Linked DNA regions of Homo sapiens: region 2 is linked to region 1. A link is an interaction called in ENCODE POLR2A ChIA-PET data of the cell type or tissue named here. Cell type or tissue: OCI-LY7. All regions are shown on one strand.

Region 1 (5,000 bases):
CTGTGAACGAGTGATGATGACAAATGAGTTAAGTTCTGTAAACTCTCATTTCCTCATTGGTGGAAATAGAATAATAATAAAGCTACTACTGTCTTAATGAGATTGTAAGAAAACAAAGTGCTTAGCACTGTATTTGCTAAAAGGACTTAATAAACACATATTTTAATTAAAATTGTTAAAATTTGTTTTGGAAAATGAAATATAAATTAAAAGATGTAAGCTAAAGTATGAAAGCTAAGCTGGAGAACATTGAATAATTTGTAATTTTGTTCACCTGTCAGTAAGTATGAACAGTTGTTAGCTCGTAGTAATAAAAGTGGAATGTTATACTCTTAATTGTGCATACTCTTAATTGTGCTGATAGAAGGGAGAACAGGTAAAAATAGTTAGATCACAGTGCCTTGTAGTGAAAATTTGTCTATTTCCATCTTCCTCTCTTCCTCCCCTAAATTATTTTCTTGAGCTTCAGAAAATATTGTGGCCTAGATTAAGATTGTCGTTCTAATTAGCGGATAAACAGGTACTAATAAAGCATGGATAATCTGCAAAATGCATTCTTAACTTGGGGCCCGTGGACCAAGTGAGTCCATAAGTGAACCTTAGCGTGGAGATAAACTCATGATATTTCATACAACATGTTATTTATAAGTTTCCTAGAGGGAAAAAGCTTTCGTAAGATTATTAGTGGTCATAAATTGTTTTTGTAGTGTATTATCTACAGTATAGGTAATGGAGAATGTTTACTTCAAAAATAGTATGGTAGGCCAAGCGTGGTTGCTCATGCATGTAATCCCAGCACTTTGAGAGGCCAACGTGGGTGGATCACCTGAGGTCAGGAGTTCGAGACCAGCCTGACCAACATGGTGAAACCCCATCTCTACTAAAAATACAAAAATTAGCCAGGCGTGGTGGTGTGTACCAGTAATCCCAGCTACTCGGGAGGCTGAGGCATCAGAATTGTTTGAACCTGGGAGGCGGAGGTTGCAGTGAGCTGAGATTTGTGCCACTGCATTCCAGCCTGGAATAGAGTGAGACTCCATCTTAAAAAAAAAAAAGTATGTTAACAAGAATTTAATATTTATAAGCATTATAAAGATTTTAGGCCCAGGGTAATGGCTCATGCCTGTAATCCCAGCACTTTGGGAGGCCCAGGGAGGTGGATCACTTGAGTTCAGGAGTTTGAGACCAGCCTGGTCAACACGGTGAAACCCTGTCTCTACTAAAAATACAAAAATTAGCCAGGCGTGGGGTGCTCATGTGTAACCCCAGCTACTCGGGAGCCTGAGGAAGGAGAATCATTTGAACCCGGGAGGCAGAGGTTGCAGTGAGCTGAGATCACGCCACTGTACTCCAGCCTGGGGATAGAGCAAGACTTTGTCTAAAAAAAAAAAAAAAAAGAAAAGAAAAAAAGAAAAAAAAAAAGATTTTAGTATTTTATATATATATTTTTTCTTATTTAAATGATACAGTCATTGTAGGGAAAAAAAAACAACTTTGAGAAACTACAGAGAATTGAAGTTAAAAACAAAAACATGCCACCATTCAGAGCGACAGCTTACAACTTCTTTTGTATATCCATGGTGTGAGACTGAGAACAGTACAGTTTTAAATTTTACAAAAATTATACTTCATGGTCTGATTTCTCAGGTACAGTTAACTATGGTCAGTCTCTGTGTGATCAAGTATTATCTGTGTCATCATTTTTAAGTGCTGTTTAACAGTCATATAGCTGTCACAACTTTGGCTGTAAGATTACGGAGGTCCTGCAGCCAATTAAGCTGACTGAATTCCTTTCCTTATGGGGGTCCAGTGTGCAATGGCTGTAAACAGCAGCTTCCTTGGTAGTGTATGCGGCCTGTTTGTTGTATAGGTTGCTCTAAGGGACCTTGGAGACAGGCCTTTCAGATGTATGTTCGTGTTTCTGACCTTGCACTACCCCAGTGTAGGGTCCAAACAGGCATGTGAGGTGCCTTTGGAAAGCCCCAGGGCACTGTGGCCAGGGTTCACATTGGCCAAGTTATGTCCATCCATACCAAGCTGCAGAACAAGGCGCATGTGATTGAGGTCCTGCTCAGGGCCAAGTTCAAGTTCCCCGGCTGCCAGAAGATCCACATCTGGAAGAAGTGGGGCTTCACCAAGTTCAATGCCGATGAATTTGAAGATATGGTGGCTGAGAAGCGGCTCATCCCAGATGGCTGTGGGGTCAAGTATGTCGCCATTCATGGCCCTCTGGACAAGTGGCTGGCCCTGCACTCATGAGGGCTTCCACTGTGCTGCCCCCTCTTAATACCAATACATTCTACTTCCTGTCCCCCCCCCCAAAAAAAAAAAGATTAGGGAGGTTAATAACACATGTTTGTTTACCAGATTATCATCATTTTATTAATTTAATGATTGGGAATAGAATAGGAGGAAAACTAACTCAGAAAATGGGAAGAGAAAGGAATAGGAGAATAAATTCAAGACTAAATTAGGGAAAGGGAATATACGGATCTGCAAAGGAATATCATGTATGACAAGCACCGATACCACAGAGCATAATTCTTCATGTTGTTAAGTGTTGATTTTTTTTCTTTTTCTTTGCTTGTTTTAAGCTTATTACAAAACTGAGTTAGGTTTATATCTTGGAAATTCCACGTTCCTTAACAGGTATTTAAAGCTCTTTGCTGTCTCCTACCTATCAACTTTTTAACTTTATTTCAGGAATTTCTTCTATATAAGAACTCTGGACGCCAGCCAGGGTGAGGTTCTCTGTCAGGTTTCCAGGCTAAAAGTAGTATCTTTTATATTTGTCATTTGTGCTTAATGTTTGAAGCTTTTACTTTTATTTTTTCATTGTTTTAATAAATTTTGTTTTTTAGAATAGTTTTAGAAGCCGTTGCTTTTAAATAGGTTAAATGTATGTGGTTCACTCTTTAAGGCTCTGCCTTTTATTTTGGCATCAAGAAATTTGTTGGACCAATGGACTGTTGATATTGACCAGTGTTTAAAGTAGTTCTTTTCATAAATTAGCTCATACATAAAACAATTTTTGGTGAGGTTGAATACTGTGGAGTAATAGTCCTTTCATTCTTTCAGCAGAATTGGGCTAGGGAAATGATATTGGACCCACTGGAATATTTGTTGCTAGATGGAATTCTAAAACCTAACCTGGAAAGAATTTTATTTTGACATGTAGATTCCTCATGAATGTTTACTTAGTATTACTTTTAAAATTAAAGCTACATACTTTATATGAGGCATTTAGAAATTTTTATCATTGCATTTTAAAAACATAAGTGCATTTTATTTAGGTGGGCAGCATATAATTCTACTTAGATAATTTTGTCAGGCTGGAAATAACGGTAAAACTGAGAAGAAAATAAGAGAAGCTCAGATGGTGGGAGGATATGTATGATATTGGTGTACCAACATAAGTAATACAGAGTTTAAAAAAATTAATTGGCAGGGAAATGCCTATAATAAAGTCCCTGTGTCCCCTGTCTCCTCACCCTCCTTTCTGTTGTCAGCTTTTTGAGATGTTGGTTTTGATATTAACCTCTATACAGTATTCTGAAACACTCTTCTTATATTGCTGTTGCTTCATCTATCAATTTTAGGTGTAACCTATGAACTTCCAGTTATGATATATAAGGATTTCATTCTTTTACCCTCCCCAGTTCTCTCAGTATAGTTACATCAATTCTTAGGGTAGTTCTAAAAATAAAAATGTTGCTCAGCAATGAGCCAAAAAAGTTCTCTAGTTCATTTTATATCTTGCATGTTCTCTCTTTCTTGGTGTACTGTCTTTTCATTCAGTTAATTTTCTATGTGTGGATCACTTAATTCTCTCAAACGCTCATAAACTATGCATCATTAGGTGATCTTTTATCCCCCCACCCCTGGTCATAACCCTAGAGTATTGATTACTTTCTAGAGTTACTACCTTCTCTTCAGATCTCATCCTTATAATTCATTTTGCTTGTCTCTGAGGCAGGAGAACCTTAGGGTCTGGAGGCAGGGAACCTAAGGCCAATTCACGCTGACTTCCTAGAATTAAAAGGAAAACCCTAAGATTCCACGCCCTGAGTAACAAAAGGACCGGAGGCTACCCCGCTTTGCAACCTCCCCACACATTTTTGTGTGGCAGGTGAAAAATTGAAATTACCTCTAATTGGTCCCCTCCTGCAACTAATCATGCCGGTGGCAGTCCAAGTCTTCATCTGCATAGGAGTATAACTTTGTAACTTCAGCCTCTGACTGGTCCCACTTTCCATAACCAATCAGATGTTTGCATAGGGTGTAACTTTGTAACTTCAGACTGATCATGGGCCACTACTTCATTTAGGTAGGGTGTATACCAAGTAACCAATAGGAAACCTCTAGAGGGTATTTAAACCCCAGAAAATTCTGTAACTGGGTCCTTGACTCCCTTGCTCTGACTGTTCCCACCCTGTGGAATATACTTTCATTTTCAGTAAATCTCTGCTTTTGTTGTTTTATTCTTTCCTCGCTTTGTTTGTGCTTTTGTCCTATTCTTTGTTCAAAGCGCCAAGAACCTGGGCGCCTCCACTGGTAACATCTCCTATCTTGGATCTCCAAGTTTCCTGGATTCCATTTTGTCATCTTTTTAGCTCACTTCCTTGTTGTAGAGGACATCTTTTCTGAGAGAGGATACAAGGGGAGATAAATGTGTATTAGACCTTCCAGGCCTGAAATGTCTATCCTACCCTTATACTTATTGATAGATCTTATTGGATACAGAATTGGAAAATTGCTTGCAGAATTTCAGAAGTATTGATCAGTTGTATTCTAGGTTCCAGTATTGCTTTGGAGAAGCAGTAGCCCTTGTTATTTTTGTGCTTTTCCTTCATACTCTTTTTTTTTTTAAAGTTATTTATTTATTTATTTTATAGAGATGGAGTCTCCCTCTGTAGCCCAGGCTGGAGTGCAGTGGCATGATCTCGGCATCCTCTGCCTCCTGGGTCCAAGCAGTTCTCCTGCCTCAGCCTCCCGAGTAG
Region 2 (5,000 bases), 640 kb before region 1:
GGTTTCACCATGTTAGCCAGGCTGGTCTCGATCTCCTGACCTCATTATCCACCCGCCTCGGCCTCCCAAAGTGCTAGGATTACAGGCATGAGCCACCATGCCTGGCCAGCCTACTAATATTTAAAGTTTTTTTTTTGGTAGAGACAGGGTGTCCCTACGTTGCCCAGGCTGGTCACGAACTCCTGGGCTCAAGCAGTCCTCCTGCCTTGGCCTCCGAAAGTGGTAAGATTACAGGTGTGAGCCACTGTGTCTGGCCTAACATCTGACATTTTATAAAAAGCACCTCCTATAATAGTAATACTATGCAAAGCTATATGGAGATACTGATAAATCTTAAGACATAAATGAACAGAGATTTTTTTTTTATTTTCTTACTAGCAAGTAATGGATTAATTAGCTTTATTTTTTCACTCGTCTCAGGGTTTTTACTGGGTAACAATTTGTAATAAGTTATTTATTAGGCAAAAACCACTGGTCAGGAACTGTATATGCATTTTAAAAAATCCTCAGTATCTAGGCCGGGCATGGTGGCTCACACCTGTAATCCCAGCACTTTGGGAGGCCGAGCTGAGTGGATCACCTGAGGAAAGGAGTTGGCGACCAGCCTGGCCAACATGGTGAAACCCCGTCTCTATTAAAAATACAAAAAATTAGCCAGGCATGGTGGCGTGCACCTGTAATCCCAGCTACTCGGGAGGCTGAGGCAGGAGAATCGCTTGAACCTGGGAGTGGCAGGTTGCAGTGAGCTGAGATCATGCCACTGCACTCCAGCCTGGGCAACAAGAGCGAAACTCCATCTCAAAAAAAAACAAAAAAACAAAAAAAAACCGAAAAACAAAAACAACCACCTCAGTATCCTTAGGAGTTACAATTGGCGTCTTACAGATGAGAAAATCAAGGTTAGAAAGAGTTAATGTCATTTGTCCAGATCATACAGCTACAAACAGTAGGATCAGGATTCAAATCCAGGTCAGTTTGACTCCACAGTCCTTGCTCATTTCACTAGAGCCAGCTATTTAATTTTTATGGTTTTTTTGTTTCTGTTTTTTTTTTTTTTTTGCTGTAACTGTCTATTCACTAATTTCACTTCTTCCCTTGGGTGAAACTGAAATTTATGTAGCACATAGTTCCAACTGCTTTGAAGGAGCTAAATTTAGTATTAATAGACTGACAAACTAAGTTGATACAAGGTTACTGTAGATACTTTAAAAAGACACAACATTTGGGAGGCCAAAGCAGGTGGATCACGAGGTCAGGAGATCGAGACCATCCTATCCTGGCTAACACAGTGAAACCCTGTGTCTACTGAAAATACAAAAAATTAGCCGGGCATGGTGGTGGGCGCCTGTAGTCCCGGCTACTCAGGAGGCTGAGGCAGGAGAATCGCTTGAACCTGGGAGGCAGAGCTTGCAGTGAGCTGAGATCGTGCCACTGCACTCCAGCCTGGGCAACAGAGCTAGATTCCGTCTCAAAAAAAAAAAAAAAAAAAGAAAAGAAAGAAAGACAGCCACACATAAACCCACACTCTGCATATAAACTCTACTGAGATTTCTGGCTGACAAGTAAACTCTGAATGTACAGGACAGATTCTAAGAAGCCCAGATAAAGCTAAAATATGTGAACAGAAGTTTCAGCAGGTACCCACTGAAGGCAAGAGAGGGGCTGGTGTTAGACTCAGTCAAGTTAACTGCCTCCGAACACAAAAAAATCAACATTTCTCAGAGAATCATAACAGAATCCATATATCTACAATGCAGCATTCCCAATGTCCAGTATACAAAACAAAATTATTAGCTATATGAATAAACAGGAAAATATGACACACTCAAAAGAAACAGTTGGAGACCAAACTTGAAATTACCTAGGTGTCGGAATTAGAAGAGAAAGCTACAGTGATAACTATGATTAAGGATGTAAATAAAAAGGATATTTGAAAATTAACACACAGATAGGAAATCTCAAAAGAGAAATAAACTATAAACTAACCAAATTGATATTCTAAAACTAAAAAATATATCTGAGGTAAAAAAGAAAAAATTCCCTAAAAGGTCAAAACAGCAGATTGGAGATGACGGAAGGATCAGTGAACTAAAAGATAAATGGAAAGAAATTATCCAGTTTGAAAAGAGAGAAAAAAAGATTGGGGGAAAAAAACAGAGCCTGAGAAACATATGGGATGCAGTATTAAAAAAATTAACATCTGCATAATTGGATTCTCATAAGAAAAAGGGGAAGAGCAAAAACTGTCTTTTGCTGAAGACAAACAACAAAACTGTTGTTTGGCTGAAACTCCATATTCATCAAAAATATCCATCAAGAATAAAGATGAAATAACAAGATTTTCAGATAAGTGAAAACTAAGCCAACTCCCTGCCCAACATACCTGCACAACAAGAAATGCTAAAGGAAATTCTTCAAACTAATAGGAAACAAAACTAGATGGCAGAACAGATCTTCAGAAAGAAATGAAGATCAGTGGAACGGACAAATATATGGTTAAATATATAAGACTAAGTTTTATTATCTCCTCATCTACTGGAAATACATAGGACTACTTAAAGCAAAAGTTATAATATTGAAATACGGGTTACCACATTAAGAAAAAACCATGACAACTACTGCATAAAAGAAGAGTCATAAACAGAATTCTGTGGTTGTATAATTCCTGAAATTTAAATGAAATGGTATTGTTTTATTTATTTATTTATTTTTGGAGACAGCATCTCACTCTGTCACCCAGGCTAGAATGCAGTGGTATGATCTCAGCTCACTGCAGCCTCAACCTCCCAGGCTCAAGGGATCCTCCCACCTCAGCCTCCCAAGTAGCTGGGACTACAGGTGTGTGCCACCACAACCAGCTAATGTTTCTGTATTTTTCATAGAGACAGGGTTTCACCATGTTGCCTAAGCCGGTCTGGAACTCCTGAGCTCAGGCAATCCACCCACCTCAGCCTCCCAAAGTGCTGGGATTACAGGCATGAGCCACCGCCCCAGGCAAAAGGGTGAGACGTTAAGAATGTATATTGTAATCTCTAGTGCAATCCTAAAGAAAGATGTAGCTAAAAACCCAAGAGAGAAATTAAAATGGAATTCCCCCCCCAAAATTCATTAAGCTGTAAGAAGTAAAAAAGGATAAACAGGAATAAAAACAGAAAGCAAAATAGTAGATCTAAATCCAACCATGTCAACATACTAAACACAAATGGAGTAAGCACTTTAAAAGCAACACTGAACTATCTACAATAGATGCACTTCAAATACAAAGACAGGTTGGAAACTAGTTGGAAAAAGACATTTGATGAAAACAGTAAGTATAAAAAGGCTAGCTTGTGTCTATAGTCCTAGCTACTGGGGTGGCTGAGGCAGGAAGCTCTCTTGAGCCCAGGAGTTCAAGGCTGTAGTGGGTTATAATCACACCTGTGAATAGCCACTGCACTCCAGCCAGGCAACTTAGCTCCTTTTGAAAAGCTTCTTATGGCGTAATGTTTAAGGGGGAAAAAATGGGGAGAGGCTATATTATTTTCAGTTATAGACTCCAAGATAGAGTATTACCAGAAATAAAGACTGACATTTCATAATGATACAACAGGACAGGCATAGTGGCTCATGACTGTAAACCCAGCACCTTGGGAGGCCAAGGTGGGAGGATCGCTTGAGTCCAGAAGTTGGAGACCAGCCTGGGCAACATAGTGAGACAAAAAACAAAAAAATTTTTTTTTAAATTAGCCAGGTGCCATGGCTTGCACTTGTGGTCCCAGCTACTAGGGAGGCTGAGGTGGGAGGATCACTTAGCCCAGGAGGTAGAGGCTGCAGTGAGCTGTGATCACACTACTGCACTCCTGTTAGGTGACAAAGCAAGACCTTGTCTCCAAAAAAAAATAATAAAACAGATAACTTATCAGAAAAACATAATCAGAAATGTATATATGTCTGATATAAAGCTTCAACCTTAAGAAGAAAATTTGTGGCCAGGTGCGGTGGCTCACGCCTGCAATCCCAACACTTTGGGAGGATAAGGTGGGTGGATCACGAGGTCAGGAGTTCGAGACCGGCCTGACTAACATGGAGAAACCCCGTCTCTACTAAAAATACAAAATTAGCTGGGCATGGCAGCACATGCCTGTAATCCCAGCTACTCGGGAGGCTGAGGCAGGAGAATCGCTTGAATCCGGGAGGCAGAGGTTGAGGTGAACTGAGATTGCGCCATTGCACTCCAGCCTGGACAAAAAGAGCAAAACTCCATCTCAAAAAAAAACAGAAAGAAAGAAAATGTGTTGTTATTTAATACCTCCCACCTTTTTTTTTTGAGACAGGGTTTTGCTCTCTCACCTAGGCTGAGTGTAGTAGCACGATAATGGCTCACTGCAGCCTTGACCTTCCAGGCCCAAGCAATCCTCTTACCTCAGCCTCTCAAGTAGCTGGGACCACACGAGTGCACCATCATGCCTGGCTATGTTGCCCAGGCTGGTCTCAAACTCCTGGGCTCAAGCAATCCTCCCACCTCAGCCTCCCAGTGCTGCAATTACAGGTATAAGCCACCATGCCTGGTCTTAAGAAGAAAATTTGAAGGCTGAAGTGAGAGGACTGTGTGAGTGCAGGAGTTTGAGACTAGCCTAGGCAACACAGTGAGACCCTTGTCTCAAAACAAAACAAAACGAAGAAAATTTGAGAGAATTAAAGGGAGAAACAGATTTTTTAAAAATCTCTAACTATGATTGTGAACTAACATCCTTCTCACAGTAACTGAAATAATAAATAGATGAAAAAAGAATCAGTATGGACATAGATCATGTGAACAGCACTATTAACCAACTTAATCTAATTGACATTTGTAAATACTACACTAACAACTTCACAAAATATATTCTTTTCAAGTGTGCATGGTCTATTCACCAATACAGATCAAATGCTAAATCAGAAGGTAAGTCTCAATAAATCTCAAAAGATTTATTGTAAACTTATATAGAGTATGTTCTCTGAGCATAATGAAATTAAATCAG

The links. ChIA-PET counts read pairs that join two places held together with the same protein. Peaks named below come from ENCODE experiments on the same cell type or tissue, not always from the same donor. Only the 100,000 strongest peaks of a DNase experiment are listed, where the experiment ranks them.
Region 2: POLR2A ChIA-PET joins it to region 1 with 12 read pairs; 2 of 35 experiments call an interaction of 5 or more read pairs at or near these places.

The regions. Positions count from the first base shown.
Region 1 is chr2:61,414,142-61,419,141 of GRCh38, reverse strand. All of the region lies in intron 2 of USP34 (ubiquitin specific peptidase 34), which reads left to right. It overlaps SNORA70B (small nucleolar RNA, H/ACA box 70B), which reads left to right and starts at 1,765; the gene lies at 1,765-1,898. RefSeq lists a silencer at 2,080-2,272. In OCI-LY7, no CTCF peak of the experiment used is centred here; no DNase peak of the experiment used is centred here; H3K4me3 peaks cover 46 bases; H3K27ac peaks cover 1,828 bases.
Region 2 is chr2:62,058,044-62,063,043 of GRCh38, reverse strand. All of the region lies in intron 2 of COMMD1 (copper metabolism domain containing 1), which reads right to left. Among named protein-coding and RNA genes, the nearest start is that of B3GNT2, 140 kb to the left of the region's middle. In OCI-LY7, no CTCF peak of the experiment used is centred here; no DNase peak of the experiment used is centred here.